3 separate regions of the Mus musculus genome follow, and regions 1 and 2 are each linked to region 3. A link is a loop called in an ENCODE intact Hi-C map of the cell type or tissue named here. Cell type or tissue: left cerebral cortex. All regions are shown on one strand.

What was found. Peaks named below come from ENCODE experiments on the same cell type or tissue, not always from the same donor. Only the 100,000 strongest peaks of a DNase experiment are listed, where the experiment ranks them.
Region 1: it touches region 3 in a loop (5-fold over the local background); 30 of 42 quality-filtered maps call a loop at or near these places.
Region 2: it touches region 3 in a loop (2.6-fold over the local background); 2 of 42 quality-filtered maps call a loop at or near these places.

What each region holds. Positions count from the first base shown.
Region 1 is chr1:33,963,406-33,971,405 of GRCm38, forward strand. Dst (dystonin) reads left to right here. Exons shown (of 103, transcript NM_001276764.1): 3 at 5,298-5,498. Among named protein-coding and RNA genes, the nearest start is that of Dst, 59 kb to the left of the region's middle. In left cerebral cortex, CTCF peaks have their summits at 1,397 (motif pointing left) and 3,117 (motif pointing left); DNase peaks (open chromatin) are centred at 1,424, 3,127 and 3,981.
Region 2 is chr1:33,810,480-33,818,479 of GRCm38, forward strand. It overlaps Zfp451 (zinc finger protein 451), which reads right to left and starts at 4,116. Exons shown (of 15, transcript NM_133817.3): 1 at 3,859-4,116; 2 at 3,248-3,331. The coding sequence starts at 3,879. In left cerebral cortex, a CTCF peak has its summit at 3,924; DNase peaks (open chromatin) are centred at 2,962, 3,300, 4,043 and 7,658; H3K4me3 peaks cover 2,183 bases; H3K27ac peaks cover 1,519 bases.
Region 3 is chr1:33,902,702-33,910,701 of GRCm38, forward strand. It overlaps Bend6 (BEN domain containing 6), which reads right to left and starts at 4,920. Exons shown (of 7, transcript NM_177235.3): 1 at 4,865-4,920. Dst (dystonin) reads left to right here and starts at 5,524. Exons shown (of 103, transcript NM_001276764.1): 1 at 5,524-5,751; 2 at 6,298-6,332. The coding sequence starts at 5,571. In left cerebral cortex, a CTCF peak has its summit at 4,939; DNase peaks (open chromatin) are centred at 3,780, 4,413, 4,914, 5,238 and 1 more place; H3K4me3 peaks cover 3,480 bases; H3K27ac peaks cover 1,794 bases.

The DNA of each region.
Region 1 (8,000 bases), 61 kb after region 3:
CTGGCTGCTAATGTCTCCACTCGGAGCCTGGTAGGAAAAGCTGGTACATGATAAGGTAGTTCCAGAAGCTAGCATCAACCTGCCCAGCCGGGTTTTGTGCAATAGGGTACCTCTAACAAGGTCAGGATGTGCAAAAAGCAGTGTTTGTTAGCCTTGTCAAAGAGCTCCTCCCTGTAGGCATCCAGAAACTGAGCCCCTTCTCCGCCCAAGCTGTGGGTTGTCACATGCTGAACCAGCACTGCCCTGGCCACCCAAGAAGCCAGCCAATCCCAATTGCCCCTCAGCTTGCTCTCAATCAGCCCAGACTACCTGCCCAGGGATATGCTGTACCATATCAATTAGCAATCAAGAGGATTCCCCTCACACATCCACAGATCCGTGTAATTGAGACACTTCCTCCACTGAGACCCCCTTTTCCCACATACGTCTAGGTTTGTGTCAAGTTGAGAAAAACCCTCGACACAGGTGTTGTTAGCAAAGAGCAGGAAATCACCGCCTTGCTTGAGTGAGGTGGCCGAAGGGTAGGGAGCCTTCTCCAAACACCTTTCCTAGAGAACCAGGCATGAGTACGAAGGTGAAGGAAATAATTTAATAAAACTGGAGTTCAGGAAAGAGTAGGACACAGGGCAGGGAGGGAAGGTAGGTGAACCAGAAAAACCAAGACCTGGACTCGTGTGGAGGTCTTTATTGAAGTGGTCATGGAGTCTGCCCAGGACAACCAGCGTAACTTGTGTAAATTACACTCATGAACTAGCTGTATTCTATACTGTCCAGTGAGAGGATGTTCTGTGACCTCCCTCAAACCCACGATGGGTGTGTGAGGTTGGAGTGAGCCAATCACAGTTGTTTTTATTTAATGTTTCATACAAATACACTTTGATCCTATTCCTTCCCCTCCCCCAATCCCTCCAGCTCATCCCTCACCTCCCTACCCACACAACGTCATGTTCTTTCTCTTAAAACAAAATGTCCAAGTGTGTGTGTGTGTGTGTGTGTGTGTGCGCGTGCGCGCGCGCACAAACACCTGTCGACTCCAATTTGGCCACTCCTACCTCTGATGGGGCATTATACCTTCTGATTGTGTTAGCCTGTGGTGGAGTTGTACCTCCTGTCTTCCTTTAGCTGTGTGCCTTTTGTAAGTTTAGGGTCAGGAAGGGACAGCTAATTGTATTGATGATCACGAGTTCTTCCTCTAGCTTTGTGGCCAGGTTAAGGCCCAAGCTGCTCTTTCGATGAAATGTCAGGGTGTGAAAGTTACAGGCATCCTCTTGGGGACCCGTCACCACTTCCAATTCCCTAACCCTGCCTACCTCGAGGTATCAAGGTCAAATGGACAGAGAGAAAAGGACTATTTTATCTCTTGAGTCCTAACACCAAAAAGAGCTTGCAGCACCACCTGCTGTCTCAAAATAAAATTTCCCTTTGTCAGGTCATGGTTTATGGTGTTTAGGAGGAGTTTCTTGATCCTGCACAGTGACTCAGGGAAATAGAGCAGGCCGCCCCGTGATGGTTTCATCTTCATATTATTGGCTATCACAGCTCTGAACTGCCTGAAATTTGCTGGCCTGGGAGCCAGGAAGTAAGCGATACAGTAATGTCAATGCATTATAATGGACACAGGAAATCCACAGCCATGATCCAATGCGGAGTAATAGGACCGGCAGATGAGCACAGTGGTTAGACTCACTGCAGATGGCATGCCTGGGAATCTCCAGGGCCAGGAACTCTCACCCAGGGATCAGGCCTCCCATATCTTCAGCAAGAAATGTGACTTGTCTTCCTTTCACGCCTGGGTATATTCGAGAATATATTTTATTTATACAGTAATACATAGTAATCATAACAGACACTTCGGCCCTGCCGTGTACCAGGCATTTAGGCTTTGCATACATGAAACCATTATTCTCCTCTGCAAACCTGCGCAATAATTAGTTTTAATGCTCATTTTACAGATAAGGAAATAGTTGTGTCTAACCAAGAGCATACAACTAGGAAATAACAGAGGCCGGGGATCCAGATGGGCTAAAATATGTGTGCTGTGCTCTGATGCTTAGAAAATTTGATTGTAAAATAAAGCAATTATATTTAGAGTAGAATTTACAGAAATCTGCATAAAAACCAAAAGAACAAACAAAAACCTATGCATTTCTACTTTTGCTACTCAGAGAATAAGCAATTCTACAAGCTAGCAAGATGGCACAGGAGATAAAGGTGTTTGCCACCAAATCTGACAGCTGGAGATCAATCCCGGACCCATATGGTGGAAAGAGAGCTGGCTTCTGCAGTTGTTCTCTGATGTCTATAGGTGCACCATGGCGTGGATACACACCCACACACACCACATGCACACACAGATACACTTGTACATATATACACAGAGACACACATGCACACATACACACCACACCACACACACACCCCATATACACATACAGACATACTTGTGCACGTACATACAGAAACACATGTACTTATAGATACACATGCACACACAAAAACACCATACACACACACCCTATACAAACACACATACATAGACACACTTGTGCATGCGCATACAGATATACATGTCCACACACACACACACATGGATACTCTTGTATACATCCACACAGAGACACACATGCACACATACACACACACCACACACACAACCTACACGTACACACACATAGACACACTTATGCATGTACATACAGATACACATGCACATAAAAATACACATGCAGGAACACACACACACACAAGTATAATTTAAACAACAAAACGCAAACCAAGCCCATATTCTTCATTGAGTGTCTTCTTGGGCAGTCTTGATTATTCTAGAAGATGTGGAGTGGACGGATTGTTGTTCTCCAGACTGACTGCGGAATTATGGTCTAATCTAATGTGTGTGTGTGTGTGTGTGTGTGTGTGTCTGTGTGACTTTAAGAGAGTTTTGGGCCACGTTCACCTCCTGAGTGTTTCTAGGATTTGTAGATTACTGAGGACTGTTAGCAATGATGGGAACCCAGCAAAAGGCAGCTGCTTATTATTCATAAGAAGAGAAATCTCCATTTCTATCAAATAAACCTTAGATTCGCTCCGTTACTAGAGAAGTTGGCAGTGATCGTTAGTGCCACCTAGTGGTTAGAATAAATCGTGGTCCTTGAGATTCTCAGAAACTGTCCTTAGGGAGTCTAGTTCAGATGACAAGAGGAGTGTACACTGGACTCCAGGCAAGTCCATGGCTACCAGTTCCTTTGGGTGACCCAATTTCTGCTTTAAACATGGTTTTCAGTTGACCCCAGCTCCCTGTCCCTAAATCCGCTTCCCAGCAGCTGCTGTAATACCCGCTGGGCTGTATGGGGGCCGCAGAGATCTTCGGGATCTATTTTGAGATGAAGAGGGCCAGCTGAACTCTCACACGGGTGGGGTGAGAGCAGGCTGATGTGAGAAAGAGCTGATCCGGAGAGTGTTTTGACAATCTGCTTGCATTTCCCCCTTGTTCATCTCTGTTGTCCGTGGCACGTAGGCCCTCCTCTGTGTCCGCTTCTCTGTTTCACATCCTCCAGTTCATGTTCAGGGTCTCCACAGTCACGTGCCAGCCCACCTCCCGGCTCTTCAGTGAGAAGCCCCTGCACAGTCTTTCTGAGCTGGGCGCACCCACAGTCAGACCTTCTTTAGAACGTGCTGCTTTGCTGCCTGTGTTAGTCTCACCTCAGTCTTCTAGCCTTTTATGTCTCTTCTAAAATCCAGACAAGCCACAAACACATAGCCCCCAGGCCCCCCAGAGTATCTGTTGCTTACTGAACCCCTTTCATTTCCATCCATGCCTGACTTGCACTCTCCTGCTGGCATGTCATAGAATACCATCTCCGTTGCTTGTAAATACTTCATACGTGTGCCTGCCATTTTACATATTCATTCATTCCTAAGTCCTGTCCCTTGCCTGGAACATAAGTACTATTCGGTCTTCAAGAGCCTGCCGCCCACTAAACTGAGCCAAATATAGAGTATTCTCAGCTCCATTCAGTCCTTTCTGTGAGACTGGCTACCACTGAGAGTGGTGCTTGTGTGTTGTTTGTGAACTCAGTGTGAATTACTCCTTTTGTTCTCTGCTAAACTGCTTTTTGTTCTCTGCCACAAGAGGACTGAGACCATCACTGATAACTTTTGAAATTCTTTTCACACTATGACTTATTTGAACTTGTTTCTTTGTCTGAAGAGCTATGCTTACCTTACCTCAAGAGAGAAAGAACACGTGACTGTTTTATCAAGCACCCGCTTTTTTTCTAGATATGCTACTCGGCATTTTAGATATACCCTTTGTTTAGAAGCTAAAAGTCTTATGTATAGAATGTGAACATTACGTGGAGTAGGGAGCGGAAGTCACAGATGTTTAATAACTGTGTGGCTTTATCAATGACTCAGCATTTGGACACAGGCGCATCACTCCCACGCTCACATCCTTGACCAGGCTACCTCTGCTTTAGCTCTGCATCTTCCCTTTGTTAGGATGTAATGATGCTCTGCATCCCTACGGACCCTCCCGAGAGATTCTGCTCTCAGGAATGCAGAGGGGTTCTTCATCCATCATCTCTGTTGATGTAGTAAATTAAGGACACAAACAGAAGTAAGTTTAAGGGAGTCAGGGCTTATTTGGTTTACAATTCCAGGTCATGGTCCGGTGTTGTAAGAATGTCAAGATACTAACTTGAGCAATCAAGTTACACCCACAGCCAGGAGCAGAGAGAGAAGGAATGCATGCATGGTTTCTTGTGCTCCATCTCTTTCCTCTTTCAGAGGCGCCAGGATTCAGACGTAGGGAATGGTGCTGCCCACTATGGGCGAACCTTCCCACCTCTATTACACCTCAATACATGCCCACAGCTAGAGATCTAGACAGCTCCTCATTAAGACTCAATTCCCAGGTGATTTTTAGATTGTGTTCTTGGCATTTAAAAGTAACCATCTGCCTGGTCTCGTGTTCTATGCCCCACCCTGTCCTCTGTATCATGTTTAGGCAGGTGTATTCACAACTCATCTGAACAATGCAGAAGCAGAGCAGAGTCCTCTTTCCTTTTTCATTCCTCCATCAACCTTCTTGATCTTAAGGTCATTTTTAATGTAGAAGTGCCCTCAGCCCTGCGGAAAATATTTTCATGTGTGTTGAACCACTTAGACTCACAAATGGGAATGTAGATGATTTCATTGACTAGGGGGGGGACTTGGGGAGCACACAGTTTAACTAACTCCAGGAAATATTTATACAAAAATGTGGAAATCTGAATTCCCGTGTGTGTTTCCTGCCACAGGGGTTCCGAGCAAGCCCCCGACACATCAGGAGGCGAGTTGCAGCGGCCGCAGCTGCCCGGCTTGAAGAAGTGAAGCCTGTGGTGGAAGTCCATCATCAGAGTGAACAAGAGTCATCGGGGAGGAAGCGAAGGATCAAGAAAAACAGCCGGGTGCAGCCAGAATTCTATCACTCTGTTCAAGGTGCTTCCACCAGAAGGCCTGTAAGTAGAAAGCTGTCTTTTGTACAAGTGTTGAATAACAGTCAAACGGTGAAATTATCCCCTTAAATAAGTTTGGATAAATAGTTGAGCCATCCTGTTGTTCCCCCACAAAGTGACTGCGTGTTCACATAAAGGAAGGGTTGTGCTTTCCAAGAAGGTCTTAGGGAGGTCCTTGCCAGAGGCAGGAGCAGGCCAGCGTCACTCAGACTGATCTAAAAACCTAGGGAATTCCTAGCGCCCTTGAAGCTGTGGTCTAGAATGAGGATGGGAGCGCTAGAGTTAACAGGCTGGCAGGCTGAGGTGTGCTAAGACATCACAGCAACAATAGAGTCAGTATCAAGAGAGGGAAAGCATCCAAGACGGGCTGGAGCTGGAACCTGTGACGGTGGCTGAACCCCTCCCAGGAGTCTCTAGGGCTGGGACTCAGCTCAGGGTAACTCTGGAAGAGCTTCTAACTGGCCTTTCAGCTGTGAGACAGCAAAAGGCTCTGTCCCCCTAACTGTGCTGGTTTGAGTGAGAATGGCCCCTCGAGGCTCACATATTTGAATGCTTGCCCCTCCCCCATCGGTAGAACTGTTTGGGGAACATAGGAGGTGCTGCCTTGTTGCAAGAGGTGTCCCTCTCAGAATGGACTTCACTCAGCCCCCTCTCTCTGCCTAGTGGTTGTCATCTCAAGATGTGAGCTCTCAGCTTCTATTTCAGTGTCATGGCCACCTGCCTGCTGCTATGCTCCCTACAATGGTCAGAGACTCTAACCCTCTGGAGCCACGAGCCCCAGATTAGATGTTTCTTTTACAAGTTGTCTTGGTCCTGACGGTTTTTGTCATGGCTGTATAAAAGCAACTGAGACACTAGTCATGTGTTCACAGCACGGCTTTCCCTGGGGCGCCGGAGCTCAGCTGGGGTTGAGCCAGTCATTTTCTGAACACATTATTCTAAGTGCTCTGGTGTCCTCATCTCGGTGGCTTTTGGCACATGGATTTTTCTAACCAATACTGTGAATAAGGATTTGGGCCTTGAAAAATGCTATTTGAAAGCTTTAAAAATGTTATTTCTGAAACTGCCATGATGTTACATTGTTTTAGCATTAGAATTTAGCCTTATTCACCTGGTTTATCCTCATGCTATGCTTAGCCCATATTGCCATTTCCTGTGCTGACAGCCTAAGGGAACTGTCAAGATGTGACTTGATAATCCCTCTGCATTCCATTGGGGTCACTGGGTGGCAGGTCACATGTGGAAATAGGTTTAGTGACGAGGCCAGCAGAAGGGTCCTATTTCTAATGAATTGTTTGCAACAGAGCTACTTAATGACAAAGACCTGTGATTGGTGTTTACAACAGGAAGTGCTAGGCAGGGATGATGTGGTCAGGGGGAGGAGAGGAAGGGGCATAGAGAGCTGTCGATAATTTACGTGGGGTTTTGCATAGGTGACCTTAGGAAGATTAAACACGCAGCCAGCGTGAGCAGCAGTGCAGGCTGGGACAGGTCAGCGACTACTGCAGTACTCTAGGTGTCAGGCCTCAGTTCCACCATCTCTTCCTCGAAGAAGGGAATCTGAGGATGGTGTGTATGCTTCGGAGCCGGGGATGCACACTCCCTCATCTGATTGCATCTCCAGTGAGTCTTCTGGGAGGCCGGAAATTGTCAGTCAGCAGGGAGGAGGCTCCTCGTGTCATATGATTTCTGGGCAAACTTTTGACATCGGCAGGCTGCTGATAATGGGATGTTGCCTGTGGACTGAATGATGTATGTCCTTTGATGGGTTTAGTTGTCTGCCTTCACCAGTACCTGCTGTAGCCAGTCCATTCAACACAGGTCCAGACCTGTTCTTTTTCTCACCTCTGCTCGCATATAGTCAGTGCTGTCACACCTTGCTAGAAGAACTCTCCCTGTGGCTTGGAGATGGGCTGAGATGACATCAGCCGGAGAGACCCAGGATTATTTGAATGGCCTTCTGCAAGCTACTTCTGGCATTTCTAGTCACAGTTATTTATTTATTTTATATATATATATTTTTTAAAGATTTATTTATTTATTTTATGTATATGAGTACACCACCTTTACTCTCTTCAGACACACCAGAAGAGTGCATCAGATCTCATTACAGATGGCTGTGAGCCACCATGTGGTTGCTGGGAATTGAACTCAGGACCTCTGGAAGAGCTGTCGGTGCTCTTAATCACTGAGCCATCTCTCCAGCCCTATTTATTTTTTTATACTCCAAAACAAGACTTGCAAGTAAGAAAGGCCGGCAGCGTGACAGCAGAGAAGAATTAGAGAATATGACAGTAGCTGAGGCTGTTGTAGCTCTGTGGTAAAGTGCTCGCCTGACTTTTGAATGGCTGTGGGTTCAATTCCCTAGCATGGAAGGAGGAGACAAGGAAAACAATGACTGAACCACTTTAGCCAGCTTGCATCATGGTGGCATGTCATGTGGTATGCGTTCAGGGCTTTAGGCTATAACATACTCATCCTGAATTCATAATTCATACTCTAGTA
Region 2 (8,000 bases), 92 kb before region 3:
CACTCTTTCTGTCTGCTGCTGCACAGGTCCCTCCACTCGCACCAAGTGAACGTGGGGTGAACATGGAGTGAACGTGGGGCTACAGACACTTGCCATCACACCTGTTGCATTTATTAACTTGCTACAGGGTTTCTCTGTGTAGTCTTGGCTGTCCTGGAACTCACTCTGTAGGGAAGAGCAGGCTGGCATCAAACTCAAGAGATCTGCCTGCCTCTGCCTCCCACACACTGAGATTGTGGGTTCCAAGGATAGAATTCAGGTCAAGTGCCAGTCACTCACTAAGCCATCTCCCTGGACCATTTACTTAATGACTTATTTATTGTTTATTTATTTAAGTATTCTTTGTTTTCTATAAAAACAAATTCTTATTGGAGCGATTTTTTTACTTCTCCAATCTCCTTGCTGTGCTAAAACACTAACACTTCAATCAAGTTTTTCAAGCAAGTATATATATATATATGGGTTTCTCTGTGTAGCCCTGGCTGTCCTGGAACTCACTCTGTAGACCAGGCTGTCCTCGAACTCAGAAATCTGCCTGCCTCTGCCTCCCAAGTGCTGGGATTAAAGGTGTGCACCACCACCGCCTGGCTGTTATTCATATCTTTCTTGATTTAGCCACTGTCCTAATTTGCTGTTCTGTTGCTGTGATTTGAAACATCATCACCAAAATCAATTTGGGGAGGAAAGGATTTAGTTCATCTTATACTTCTTGGTCCCAGCCCAGCTGTGGGAGTCAAAGCAGAAGGGAGAAGGAATGCTGTTTACCTAGCCCCTGTGCTCGCTCTCTGGTTCACACAGCTAGCTTTTTCATCCTGCCTAGAAACACACATCACTCAGACTGGACTAGGCCTTCTTCATCAATCAACAATCAAGAGACTGCCCCACAGACATGCCCAGGGCCAATCCAATCTAGACAATTCCCCAAAAAAAAACAAAAAAAAAACCAACCAGTCTAAACACCATTTATAAAAATGTATCCCCTTGAGAGGACTGGAGAGATGGCTCAGCATCTAAGAGCCTTCGTTGCTCTTACACACCTAGACCATGTTTTGAGAACCCACCCGGTGGTTCACGAGTCCTAACAACCACACTGTGGCTCACAACCATTAGTAACTCCCGTTCTTAGGGGATCAGAGGCCCTCTTCTGATCTCCATGGGGACCAGGCATGCATGTGATGTACACATATGTACCTTATGTACACACACATACAGGTAAAACAGTCATACACATAAATACATCTTAAACTTATTACCTTTGCAAAAATCTAGGGCCCTTATGAACTATGTACTTCCCTGCACATTTCAATAAAAGTTAAAAAGGATTCATATCTATATTACTCCTTTCAGCATGCTGCCTGGCTTCCGTCTACATTTGTGAGACACAGAAAGTCTCTTGTCCAATGGTAGTTTACTCTTGCACCACTCTGTTATGCATATAATCTTGTTTTAAATTACCAGCTAAAAATCGGAACCAAGTAAACCAAGAAGTTCTATTATAATGTAGCTTGTATCTGGACAAGTCTGGCAGAAAACAGGTCTTCATCTTTACTAGACAGGAACTACCTGAGGGACAGTGTATTACAGAGCGTCTCTAGCTTCTGTCTTGGGCTGTTTGCTGCCGTGGCACAGCAGTGGTGTTTATTGGATAGGGTTTCACTACACAGAACACCACAGGCCTAGAACTTCCCAAGTAAAGCTCAGACTGCCTTCCAACCAGGATCCTTCCACCATGACCTCCTCAGTGCTAGGACTCTAAATGTACCTTACAGTAAAAGTAAGCTATCACTAACTATCTTTAAGTGATAGCCCTTACACATAGGCAGCTTTATATATTATACATTCTTGATTCTTAATGCAAAGATAGACCTACCTTTACGCTTAAAATAAAATTTAAATATTACTTTTAAAACTCAGATCAAGACACCTGAATTAACTTGTTACAAAATATCATGGTATCTTATTTCACAAGATATACAACCAAAAAAATTTACTTTTTGAATCTTACTCTTTCCACATTCTATCAGTTTCTCAAACGGCCTTATTGTATAATGAAGAGCCTTTTGCATGAAACATCAAGGTAAATATTCTGTTTACAAATATATGTGATCCATGAACAATCCAAAATAATTGTCACAAAAACCTTTATCATACATAGTTTGTTGGAGGGGCACTACTAATTACCAACATTCTTCTTTCTCCAAAGTACTCTAGTCTATTAGGAAGAAAGGGACAAGACTCAATGTATCCCCAACCTAACTCCAGATCCTCCAAGCTCAAAATGAAAAAGACGGACTCCAATAGGAAAACTGCCAAGAAAATGATTTTATGAAGGCCGCCCCTCCCAATCCCACTAACACACCATACCCAACTGACCGCCATCAGGGCTCAATGGTGGGAGGATGGTCTTTAATAAGCATTAGTCTACAGCTGGTCACAAGGTCAACAAATACATCTGGGCTGACCAATAAGAACTAGAGAGCTTCAATGCCAAGCTCAGCTAACTACAGCATCCCAAGGAGAGCTGTATAAAGCAGGGATGTTCTCTAGCTACACACTACTTAAGAAGAACTGATGTACAAACTTAGCCACTATAGGTGACAATCACCCAAAGCCGTTTCCCTTCCCTCTCACCATCACTTTAGGACTGGCTGGGAGATCCCAGGGTCCCTCACTGTATGTCAAAATAACAATACCTAGGCTCCAGCCTGGATTTCTGATTCAACAGATCTGGAGGGGGCCCAGATCTTACAGCTTCCACTCAACGCTGGAGAACACCTGCTCCCCAAAGGAACAAATGTAGAAAAACAGCAGTGTTTCAGGTGACACAGGCCTCCCCATTGTGACCAACAATTTTCTGTGATGTAACAAGATGACCTCAGACGTTAGGGAAGTCCTCAGCGATTAGAGGATACATCATGCTAAGATGCAATGTTCTTTGCAGGCCTTACTTCCAACCTCCTGGCATTAACTAGTCCTGTGTGTCTTCTTTCTTGGACAGAAGTTAAGCCCTGGGCAGTACCAGGAAGCACAAAACAATTCGGATGCCTACTCCAATTGTTCAGGTAGCCCCAAGCACTGAGGTATCCCTTAGGGTGAAAGTCCCCAGCATCAGTGTGCGACAGCTATTCGCCATTCATGACTATCTGTTGAGTCTGTTGAGTGATGACTGCCTGTCTGGTGGGGCTTAATCATACAATGGCTTACCACACTTCACTCCAGCAAACCGCGATTGTCTGTCTCTACTTACACTAACAAACTGAATGTCATCTTCGTTTTCATCCGTGGTAGACTCTGATGCCTCGGGCCCAGCTGGTGGGACAGATTCTATTATCTATAAACAAAAGCCAAAACACGCTTATCGATTCAGCCACAAGATCGCAGGAAGAAATTCTCCCCAAAAGGATCGATTAAAGACAAAAGCCCCTGAGGGGAAGCAGCAGGACCAAGCGGAAATCCAGCCCAGGGAACTGCATGGAGGAGGCCGGGCGTGCTAAGCCGTCTTGGAGCTGCAGAGACCTAGCTTCCCAGGCGAGCTGCCACAATTCCCCTCCCCGCCTCTTACAGGGGCAGGGATGCAGGCTCTAAACCCCCGGGGTCGGGGATGCAGGCTTCAAGTACAAGGCCAGCCTGCCTCCAAGCCCTTCTCACCCTCGGGGCTGCGGCTGCTTCGGCTAGGGCGGCCAGGGGCTGGGGGCGGCCGGACCGCCATTGTTGAGGACTCCACGCAGACGTGCACCAGGCCCGGAGGCCCCGCACTCGCCCGAGGCCGCCGCCCGGCTGAGCCCAAAGCTGAGAAGACAAACCAAACCTTTCGGGGTCGGGCTCGGCGGAGCCAAGGCCCGGGCCGCCACCACTCACCTCCGGCCCTGGGTCTCCCATTTCTCCCACGGCCTGTCAGCACCACGCTCCCGCCGCCGCCGCTGCTGTTCCCGACGCCGCCGCCACGACTTCCCTCTCGCCCGGCGCCGCGCGACCCGCCCTGCGTGAGCGCCCACGCAGCTGACGCCTCAGGCCGCGGGGACGCCAAGCTGCCGGACCCCAAGCGCGGCCTCACTGCCGCTAGCTTCCAGCGCCGCTTTGTACGCTCCCCGCCTTCCTCCCGCCCCGCGAGGGATTCTGGGAGTCGTAGTTTCCGCCGGTCTCGAGGCTGACGACCGCGTGGCGGGGAAAGGTGGCGAGGATCCGGAGCTCGGCGCTCATCTGCATCTCCGGAAGATGGCAGGAGGAGGTGGTGAGGGTCTTGATGTAGTTTTGAGTCCACGCCAATTCTCGTTCCGCTGCCGCCTTTCACTTAGAGACACTGACAGGAAAAGAGCCCCACTGGCAACAAGCAAGGCAGATGAAAACATGGAAGACTTTTTCCTCCCAATTACATCTTGGCAAAGCAAGGGCAAGAGCTTATATATGGCATTCCTGAGAGGTCATTAATTCTCGCAGAAGTCTCACAAAGGGGCTTCCTTGTTGTCCACAGGTTCCTGTAAACTAAAAGTAGCATTACTGATAAGGTTCCAGAGGGCTGCCCCTAGCCTTTCCTGTTTCTCCCTTGTTCTTTTCAGGCTAGGTTGAGTTGATAGGTTAATTACTTGGAGAGTGGAACACAGAGGTGTGGGCAAAACAGTCCTAGTAATGTCAGTTAACCCTTTCAGACCTTTAGTGATCATACTGCTATGAAAGCAATGCTCAGTGGTCTTTGTTTCGGGCCAGAAGGAAGGATGGATCGATAGATGGATGGATAGGTTTAAGTGAAGTCCAAGACCTGAAGCACTTGAGCTACTCAATCTCTCTCATGTTTTCTATCTCCCGGTGCTAGTAAATATTCAGTCTCACTCAAGGACCAGAGAGAGGAGCAAGGAGTAAAACTAGAGTACAGAGTTCAGCGGGAAAGTAAAAGCAGCTAAATCCCAGGGGTATAATGTAATTTTTCAAGATACACTTGGACTCTTATAAAATAAAACCGAGCCGGGCCGGTGGTGGCGCACGCCTTTAATCCCAGCACTTGGGAGGCAGAGGCAGTCGGATTTCTGAGTTCAAGGCCAGCCTGGTCTACAGAGAGAGTTCCAAGACAGCCAGGAATACACAGAGAAACCCTGTCTCAAAAAAAAAAAAAAACAAAAAAACAAAAAGAAACCCTGTACCAAAAAACAAACAAAAAAGGTTAAATAGATATTTCCTTTGTCAGTTGCCGCTAGCTACCCTTCTGTGAATGTAAAATGGTTCAGACCTTACTGACAGGGTTGGAGCCTGTGTAGGGTTTAGGGGAGGAGATACTTTTTATATAAGCAAAATTGAAAATTGGACCTGTGATAGAGCTCTCTCTCTCTCTCTCTCTCTCTCTCTCTCTCTCTCTCTTCCCCTCCTCCTCTCCTTTTCCCTCTCCCCCTCCCTTCTCTTCCCCCTTGTCTGGGGTCAGAGATTGGGCTTGCAGGAACAACAGAGAAGCAGCTGGCAGGACACAGGTAAAACAGTATTCTAGGAAAGAAGCTAAGGAGCCCTCTTGGGTTTGGAGGAGCTAAAGAAAAAGGTAGACTGGCTTGGAAGAATGACACAGAGAGATTTCTGAAAAGCCAGCAGTTTCATTGTAGAATCGTAGAATCGGGCTTGCAAATAGATGTTTTGTATATGGTTCAGAAAATAAAATTACCTCACTGAGTGAGCTAGAAGGGTTTTTTTTTATACCTCCTGTGTCTTTATTGGTATAAAGATGAGATAATTTAAATGGTTACACTGTGCGGAACACCATGACAGTGGATGAGGAATTCTGTAAGACCCTAGTGTTGGCAGAAACATCACTTGCAGGAAAGACAAATCCATACCCAGAATAAAGATCTACTCCAGCAAAGACAAAGTGTTCTCCTTTCCATGGAGGAAGTGAAGTGGTCCAATAGAGTCCAGCTGCTGAAAGATCCTGACAGAATGTAAAAGGTCACAGAAGCCCTGAAATTGGCAAGATAGATGTCACTGTTAGCAGAACTAGCTTCACTGATTTAGAAAAATAGAGGTGCACAATGCTCTGGCCACTCCTAGAACCCGTGTGTCTGCCAATGTTCTGACTGTTCCTTGAACCCATGTGTGTGCCCACTGATGAAGCCCATTGCCAGGTGTTTGTGATATTGGTTGCTGGGGAAGAGTCGGAAAATCTCCCCAGCAACCACAGCCGGGGCCAATCTGGAGTTGTTGCACCTGCACCAGACTCTTTCTTTGTACCCCTCCCATACCCATTTCTTGAGAAATCGTTTTAGAATAGATATTGTTTAGATCTGGAAATCCCCTACTCCCTCCTTCTCCTTTCCCCCCTGAGGGCCTATAAAAACTGGGACCCCTTTCCCCTTGGGGTCGACTCCTCTACCCTTGCGTGGGATACGAGTTGTCCCCAGAGCTCTGGCTTTCCCCGAATAAAGCCTCATGTGGTTTGCATCAAGCTTGGTCTCTTGTGAGTTCTTGGGAGTCCGCTATTATCCTGAGACTTGAGTGAGGGTCTCCCTTCGGAGGTCTTTCACCGCCAACAGGAAATGCTACCTGGGGAATGATGCTATATCTGCAACTCTGTTGCTCTCTAATGTTGGAAGATCTGCCACCTCAGTAGCCAGATCAGCCTTGGTGTCTGGAAGTCCATGTTGTAGAGCCCATGCCTAAACCCCATCTCTGCCACCATGGCCACTTTGTTCATGGGCCCATGAGATAATGACAGGGATGGAGGGATGGCTGCAGAAAGAAGCTAACTGTCCTGAGAACAGGACTCTATCTACTTGATTACTATGACTGTTGGCATGGGACACAAATGTCCCCACATCTTCTACCCTTTTGGAGAGAGCTGTCCACATACTTCTTCCTCAGATGTCTTTTTCACTAACTTTCCAGTCATGCTCTTTCCAAGTCCCTGATCATCCAGTGTATCATCAGCTATATCCCATAAATCAGTAAGCAGTCACACATCTGGCCATTTCTCCTTCTAAACAAAGTTCTGCCCACTATGAGTAACCTTCACTGGTGTTTTTCAGGGTTCTCCAAGAAATGGGTTGTAATGCTGCAACTGTCCACTTCTGGTTGGTGCCTGAATACCATGTAGAACCATCAGTAAACTAGGCCCTAATCTTCTCTTCCCCAATTAATCAATCATAGGAACACCCCATCAGGTTATACACTTGGCATCATTAACAGGAATAGAAAGCGTTGGCACTAGATCCACTTCTTCATGTAACTTGCTTGTGCCCCCAAGGCCTACTAGGACTCAACTCTATACATACCTCTTCCATTTGCTAATAGAATACTGCTGTGCACACCTTACCGTATTTCTTGGTGGGTCAGATAATACATTACAATGTCCCAGGATCCAATCTGAAAGAGGCAAGCCAACCTATAGACTGCCTGATGATTTGAGGTTGAATTTCTTTTATTCTGCCAGAAATAAACCTGTTTATTCACTTAAGGAGGTAGGGTTGGAAAGGGTAGAACAAGGTAAGTTTTCCTACAGGGATTAGGAGTGACAACTGTACCAGGCACATCTAAACAATGATTGCAAGTCTGGCCATGAGAACAGGTGAACACCAGCAAGCCAAGTGAGGGAAAATTATGCTCACCAGGGGATACAGAAAGAAGGCGATGCCTTCTTGAGGCAGGAGAGAATCCAGATGGGAGGCTGTTTTGCATAAGATCAGCGGAGGCTGTGGCTTGTGGGAGTAGTTCTGGCATATGTTTCAAAGATGGCTACTGTACAAGCTGTATAGGTTGAGCAATGGTGTCTAAAACAAGACTCTACTATTACTGGGTTATAGATCTACTAAGGAGTTGGCTCTTGGGGTTGAAGAGAAAGTGTAAAAGTGATCCATTGGTTGCTCCAGTGGGGCCCTCATGTACCCCTTGGAGGACTTTTTTGGAAAATAAAATTATTTCCTGCACAGGTGAACATAGTAATTGCATAGATTGGCAGCTACTGGAGGATTATAAATAAATCCTGATTCATAATTATCTTGATTATACATACTTGGTTTTTTAAGTTTTAT
Region 3 (8,000 bases):
CTTGGTCATTGTTGTGGCTCAGAGGTTTCATATTTGGGAAGGGCTGTTGTTTTCCTCTTTAGGAAGCTGCATGGGGCCTTCTGGTTCCACGAAAGCTTGTCCTCAGGAAGGAGACATTCAATTAGTTTTGACTCAGGGGCCACTCAGTCCTGTCCCAGGAGTGTGTGGTGCCGTCATCAATAGTGAGTTGTTGGTCAGGGTTGTCTGAGAGACTCCCCAAACATACAACCTATTGCTATTGCCCTTAGCTGTCTCCCAATGGTAGAAGGTAAGTCCCCATTTCTTTCCTTAAAACTAATCCTTCAAGTCCGGATGTTAGGAGTCAGGTCGGTAGTAGTCTGAGAAGGAACCCATTGGATGAGGGAAGGACAGGAAGGCATCTTATAACTCTGGAGGATGGAGAGTAGCCTTCACTGTTCCGTGGGCTGGATCTCAGACTGAGTAGAAGGGAAAGGGGGGGGCTGAGCCTGCATTCAACGGTCTGTGCTTCTGGCTGGCTGGGCTGAGACTTCGTTGACTCCTTTAGTGCTGGTTGCAGTGACTTCTCTGGCCAGATGAACTGTAACTCTGAACTGGAATGTGAAACAAACTGTATTTTCTCAAAGTCTCTTTTGACAGAACATTTGCTACAGCAAAAGGAAGAAAACAACAAACAAACAAACAAAAAAACCCAAGCACGGTCAGGCACACAAGTTTCTAGAAACTTCCGTCTAGAGAAAAGCAGGAGTTGCAGCCCCACCGCCACCAGCGGCTTACAATGAGTACTAGGCTGTACTCAGACTTTTAGTACTTTTATATTTGTTTCCATCAGTTAAATTTCTCCCAAGAGTGTGGATGGTGCCTTTGAGCCCCCATTTTAACTTCTATTCCCTTTGTAACCCATTTTCTATGTTTTGGCCTCTCCCTTCGTGATCTCTCAGTCCTCTGGAGTAACTCCTGAAAACTGCCCCTCCCAATCCCCCAGGGCTTTCTCTCTTTAACCGCTGGTGCATATTCCCAGCAAGCCTTGCGGGCTGGGGAGTGGGGGTGGGGGCGAGGGGCTGGAATGCTCACTCCTCACTCAGCGGTCCTGCCTTCGGTTCTTTCCCAGTCCACAAACCGGAGCTTCCTCCAAGCTCCAGTTCCCCTTTCTAGAGTTTCTCTTCTTACTTGCTTCTTCCATGTCCATGATTTCACTAACAATCTGTGTGACGACTCTTCCCACATCCGTTTTTGGTTGAGACTTCTCTACCCAAATTTACACAGTGGTTTTTTCACACAGTTACCCTTGTTATTCCTTCAAAATTCACCGTTTCCACCCTGGCTCCGAATCTGAGTCATCTTCCGTTATTCCCGCGCTACATTGCTTGGGGTGGACACTTTGCTTCCTCCCGATATTTCTTCCTGAACTATTAATTAGGAAATTGTGCCACACCCATTGACTCTAGCGAAATAATAGACAAGATATCTCTGCTTTAGTAAAACCACTTGCTTTTTGGTAGGGTCCACAACACATGCATGCACATGAGTGGGGATGCCCACGGACACCTTGAGCTGTTGCACTACCGTGAAATTCTTTCCTGTTTTGGGAAAGGGTCACTTGATGCCTGTAACTCCATAGATAGGTTAGGCTGTCGGGCTAGAGCTCTGGGATCCACTTCCCCAGTGCTGGGGTTACAGACATCAGGCGTGCCAGGTTCTTTGGGGTGGGGTGGGGGTGGGGGTGTTGTTTCATTTGACATGGGCACTCATGCTTGCAAAGTAAGCACCTTACTGACTGATGAATTTCTCCAGGCCGCCTGAACTTAATTAATTTACTCTTCTTAACTTTGAGGGAGAGTTAGTAATGGGAAAGACTGAGGAAGGACTGCTTGTCAGTAGGGCTCCATCACTGTGACACATGAGCACGGAGAAAAGATTCGCCTGGGCCTTGTGGGTTCAAAGGTTTTAGTACACACATACACACACACACATACACACACACACACACACACACACACACACACACACACACACACACAGAATGCCTGTGCTTTATTTATTTTATTTAATTTTATTTTTTATTCCTCTTTTATGCTATCTGGTCCGCTAGGCTATGGGATGTGGCTGCTCACACCCAGGGTGAGTCTCCCCACCAACCCGCCTCACTTAATCCTCTCTGAGCAATGGTATCACAACAAATCTAGAGATGTGCTTTGTTAATCTCTTAGGCACTTCTCAGTTCTAGCAAGCTGATAATCTTGTTGGCCAATCAAGACGAACCACCAGAGCCTGCTAGTTAGAGATGGACAGAAAGATTACTAAAGCTTCCTTCTCATATATGAGTCCTTCTCCTTTCCGCTCATAGTGTGTACCTTATAGACGGGGAAAGTGCCAGGCTCTGATCTCTAAGCAGGAGTTGGTACAGGTTGGTTTTGCCTGCTCTACTGTGAGATCCTTCTTCATCTGTGATGGGAGGCAGGCACACTGAGTTAGGGATAGAGAGACAAGGTATCCCATTTTGGTTTGAGTCTAAGCAATGTTTTAATCTGACTTGACCCTGAATACAATTAACATTTTAATTTTCTTTTCGAACCCATGTGTTTATCTAGGGTGGAGAACCACAAGAAGGGATATGTGATGGTGCACTGATACACACCCATTGCAAACTTTCTGTTTTCTCCTTAGCTCCCTAACCTCTTGGATTACAGTAAACATTTTCTGTCATAAAGGCAGTAAACTACAACATTTTCCATTGTGATTTTTTATTTACAGGTATAAGAGATTTATATTATGAGATTTGTATTATGTATTGTATTTTTCCTGCCCTTACCTTGAATCTTAAATGTATGACTTTTATTTAACATCAACTCTTTTTTTTTTTTTTAAATGAAATCCCATCAGGAAGAAAAGGCATAAATTCTACTAAATTAACTTCCTCAAAAGACAGATTGGCTAATTTAATGCATATTGAGCTCCAGGATGCACCAGGTACCACGCAAACACAAAGAAAGAAACAATTACTAACATGCCATTATTTGGGAAGGAAATGATAAATTAGCAACAAACCAGAAAGTAATGGACTCATAGACTAAATTCTTTCTAGCACTTGGTTTGTTTATTGTATGTATCCTTAAGACAACCCAGACAAAGAACAGAAGGAAATACATATAAAAAGATGTATGTATAAATCCTATTGAGTTTCAGTTAAACGTTTACCTTATCGGGGAGATAAATGATATTCTTGTGTGCAACTGAAACTTGTGAATGGCGGCAGCAAGGCTCAGGATGATAATAATCGCAGTAAATAATAGCTCAGAGAATCGGAATCGCTATTTACTTGCTGTTCGCTGTTAAAAGCACAGAATTTGGGGCAAACTGATTACTTTGCTGAGTTTACAGCCTCAGACCTATTTCTGTTCAGAGATATTTGTGCCATTTCAGCTCACTGCCAAGCTCTGGTCAGTGAGAAACGTAAGGATGACCTTCGGAAACCGCATCGGCTAGCACCACCCCCAGTTTGCAGAAGGTTACTCTGGTCCAGTATAAAACGACCCTCCGGTGCCCTGCTCAGCGTGCTGGGTTCTTCCTTTCGCGGTGTACCACACTTTGCAAGATCTCGGGATTCTCTTCAACCCCCCCCCCCCGCCCCCCTGCATAGCAGATAGGAATACAGTTTCTTACTGCAGTGGGCTGCAGTGTCAGGAGCCCTTCAGCTCTGTGCACGGGATGCAGAAGTTCCAGACAGCTCTGCTGACTGCCAGGGACCCGTGAAGCCTGTTTGGCACCCAGTGCTCCCCGCAGTCTGACAGTCAAGAGTCTCACCTTCCTCAGTGTCGGCAAGCAAGGTGCTTTCCATCCTCAGCCTCAAACAACAGAATGAGTGGCATATAATAGCAATCTGTATTTGTTTTAGGAGGCCAACATGCAAATAAGAGCACATTTTCCTGTGCTTTCCGTGCTTATGAACCTGGCATCAGGGCTAAGCAACATCTTTCCGCATTTCTTTTAATGCTCACACTTGATAATACATCATTCACCTATCAGTCACTAATGGCTACACATTTTTGCAGAACTGAACAGTTGGTTTCATATAGTTAGACAACAATACACACATTCCTATCGATTCTTCAATTGACTTTTGGAATTTTACGAATTATTTAGTTTCAAGCCAGTTACTAGAAATTGCACAAATGTAATATTTCATTTGTCATATGTCATATAGTTAATTTAAAAAATACAAGTCAATGAAAGAAAACAAATCATCCAACTCCCACAGGGAAAGCCAGTTTGCCTTAGGGGCAAGCAGGGCAGAGCACTGCACTGGCCCGCTAAGGCCGCAACACGCTGCAGGCGGCCACTGCAGCTTTGGCTTTCTCGCCAGGTGGCAGAGGCCCTCCGCAAAAGAGCACACCGCAGCGCTCACGCCTTGCCTTCTTCGTTGGCACCGAATCAGCGATCACTGTCAAGTGTCCAGCCCACAACTGCGATACAGTTTTTGCGGATTGTAACGGAATGTAAGGGAAGCTGGAAAAAAACGGCAAAGGGGAGAAGGGTGTGTACCCGAGTGTGACCGATCGCCGTTGTCTGACAGTGCCTAAAAATTTCTCCTGCAGTATCTACAGGCCAATCAATCACCAACTTCCTTCATCCTTCATCATGTCAGATCCTTACATCTAAAATCACCTCTCCCTACAAAGCCAATAAATGAATCAGGGTTCTTTGACCGTGGCAGAGCTCACGTCTGGGCTGAGAATCAGCACCAAGTTTGGGGGTGGTAGGGTGCAAGCCTGCAGACCGCGGCGTGCCGCCTTTCCTAAGATTGGACCAGCTTGGAGATGGCCCTTCCAGGTGCTCGCGCCTCCATGCGCAGGGACTACCCCCGCCCCCAAACCAAATAGCTCACCCTGCTGCATCCTCCGAGCCCCAGCCTCCGGGCGGGCTCAGGGAGGCGGGAGCCCGGGTTCCCCCCGGCTCCTTGGCGCCCCCTGACGTCGGCCTCCAGCAGAAGGTCCGCGGAGGCTTACACAGGCGAAACCCGGGGGTCCCCGCGCACCGCCGCCCGGCGCGTGGCCTGGCGGGCCGCGCGCGCACCGAACCGACCTGCTGGAGGGCGCGCGCCGCTCGGTCCCGGCCCCAGCCATGCGCGCGCGCCCGCACCCGCGCCGCCGCTGCCGCCGCAGCCCGTGACGTCACCCACCGAGCCCCCCGCCGGCTCGCCGCGCCCCGTCCCGCCCCACGTGCGCCGGCTTCAGGACGCCGAGGCCCCGGGCGGCCACCCGATGATGCTCCCAGCCGGCTGCGTCCCGGGCGGGGCTGAGCCCGAGAGCTGCGCGCGGGCTGGGGCGCCTGCGGAGGGAGGGGCGCGGCTCTCGCCGCTGCGCCGCGTGCTGAGTCATGGCGAGAGCTGCCCGCTGCTCTCCATCAGTCGTTCCGGGGCCGGCGCGGGGTGTGCAGCCATTGGGCCGCGCGCGGGGCCGCGAGCGCCGGGCTTGACGCGCTGAGCCGCGCTCGCCCCTGTCCGCCGCGCCCGCCCCGCGTCCCGCGCCCCGCGCCCCGCGCGCTCTGCAGCCTTAGCCCCGCGCCGCACGGCCCCCCGCCTCGCCCGCACCATGATCGCCGCCGCTTTCCTCGTTTTGCTGAGACCCTACAGCATCCAATGTGCTCTCTTCCTCTTGTTGCTCCTGCTGGGCACCGTCGCCACCATCGTCTTCTTCTGCTGCTGGCACCGCAAGCTCCAGAAAGGGAGACATCCGATGAAATCGGTCTTTTCGGGTCGTTCCAGAAGCAGAGGTAAGACACGCCGCCGCTGGGTTCTTCTGGGCAGAAGCGAGGTTCAAGCCTTCTCTGCCTCTTCTGCCCACTCAGTGCCCACTCCTCAAGCTAAGTGCATTTATTTATTTAACGCGCCCTGGCCCTTTGGCCTCACCTCCATCCTCTGAGTCACCAGGTTTGGATAACCACGGAGATTCGGAGGTCCTGGAAGGAAGGATCAGGCTCCGATTCTTAGGGTCAGTTTGCTAGAGCCCAGAAGGTAATTGTAGGGGAGTCCTGGGCTGAGGTACTCGTATCTTTGCCAAGCCTTTGCTGGAGCTTAGGAATAAAAAAGTAAGGCGTGATGATATGGGCTCCCCTCTCCCAACTTTGCTGGAACTTCTTGCAGAGAAATCACCTTAGAGACAGATGGTCCAATACTCTCTCCGCCCCGCCCCAATATGCCCACGGAATTGGAGAGAGACACCTAGAATGTGCTTTCCCGAATCCAGGTAAGTGATCAGTAACTCTTTAGGCTGAGAACAAGGAGTTAACGGAGTCTCGTTTTCCCTCTTTTCTCCCCAGATGCTGCTCTGAGATCTCATCACTTTCGCTCTGAGGTAATTTATTTAGCGCACACTCTCAAGGTCAGAGTAGCTTTCTTTCCTGAGTACCAGCATTAATCATATACGTGTTTAAAAAGCCAGTAGGGCACCGAATGGGAAGCCTGCAGTCCCTAAGCCCAAAGTGACATGCTTCTTAAGCAATTCCATAGTCACGCCTGGGGCGCATTGTGTGTGTTTGTGTGTGTCTAGTGTAGTGGAGTTTGCGTTACAAGAGGTGGGAGGGGCAGCCCCTAAAAGAGAGAATTTAGTCTGGGAATGGATATCAGTTTAGCTTACAATCTGCACTTGTGGTGGAAGCACTTCCTGGTTGCTTCCGGAGGTCGGTAGCTAAACCACAGTGTAAACCACTTAGGTCGTTATTGCCGAAGAGTTTGAAGCAAACTCCAGTTGAGACTCCAGGTGACATCCCTACGGGCTTAGTTTGCTGCCCAGGATGGTTTTTACATGATAGTAATGTTGATGAAGAAGATACGCCAGAGTGTGTACTTAGTGTCTGTTCTAGACTATCCATCTAGAGTAGGTGACTGGACGCTGCCAGTGCAGGAAACTGCAGGAGAACCACCTCCAGTTAGAACAAGACACAGCTCTGCCTGACCCACTGGCTTTCCAGTTGCCCACTTCAAGTTTTTTCTCTTTGGGCGAAATCTGCCTATATCAGGCCATGGAGGTTACTTTATGATGCAGGGTCTTCATCTTAGCAAAGTACTGTGGTGTCTAGCCCCCTACTACAGTTTTGTTAGTTACCTGAAGTTACTTCACATCTTGTTTGACTTGTTCATCAGAGGTTTTATTGCACCCCGGATTCCTTGCTAGACTGTGATTATTTAAGCTTAGCTGCATTAGCATAATGTTACTATGTTGCATGCTGAGTAACTCTATTGCATGTACACTGGAAGTGAGAGTTCTGTGTTAGTTAAGATTTGTGGAAGAAGAGCTTGCCAACTGTCAGCAGGCCTGGATCTAGCTTTATACTAACTAGTGGGGGTGGGGGTATGGGTGTGGTTATGGGGTCGGGCTGTATGTGGAAAAACAGTGTGCCAAAACAGGGCCAACAGTACCCTGTAGGGGTGTATGTGGAAATCATTTTTAAAAATTATGTAAAAAAATAATTAGTTCATAGGAGGTATTTAGTTTTGGGTAGCCATCGTACATTTTGTAAAATTCAACTGAAAATTGCCAGGTGTGGTGGCTGGCGCACACATTTGATCCACACACTTGGAGGCAGAGGCAGGGGATGTCTGTGAGTTTTGAGGCCAGCCTGGTCTATATAGTGAGTTCCAGGATAGCCAGAACTACATTGTGAGATCCTGTCTCAAAAAAGAAAGAAAGAAAGAAGGAAAGAAGAGGAAAAAGGAAGATGAGAAGAGAGAGAAAAATTTGTAAAAATCGAGATAATATTTGAAATGAAGTCTTTAGAAAATTAGGTCAGGTTCATGGACTACACATGAACTAGATCTGGTGGAATAGTGTTTGAAGAGCAGAGTAAGTAAAATTTAAATGCAACAAAGTAAATAGTGGGCAGGGCACAAGTTTTAGGATATAGGGGATTGTCTGGAAAAAGATTCACCAACTCTATGCAGATAAATGAGAGAAGAATGACTGTGCTGTGAGCTTGCCCTGGACATTTTGGCATAAGCATGTTTTATCTTGAGCTGATTGATT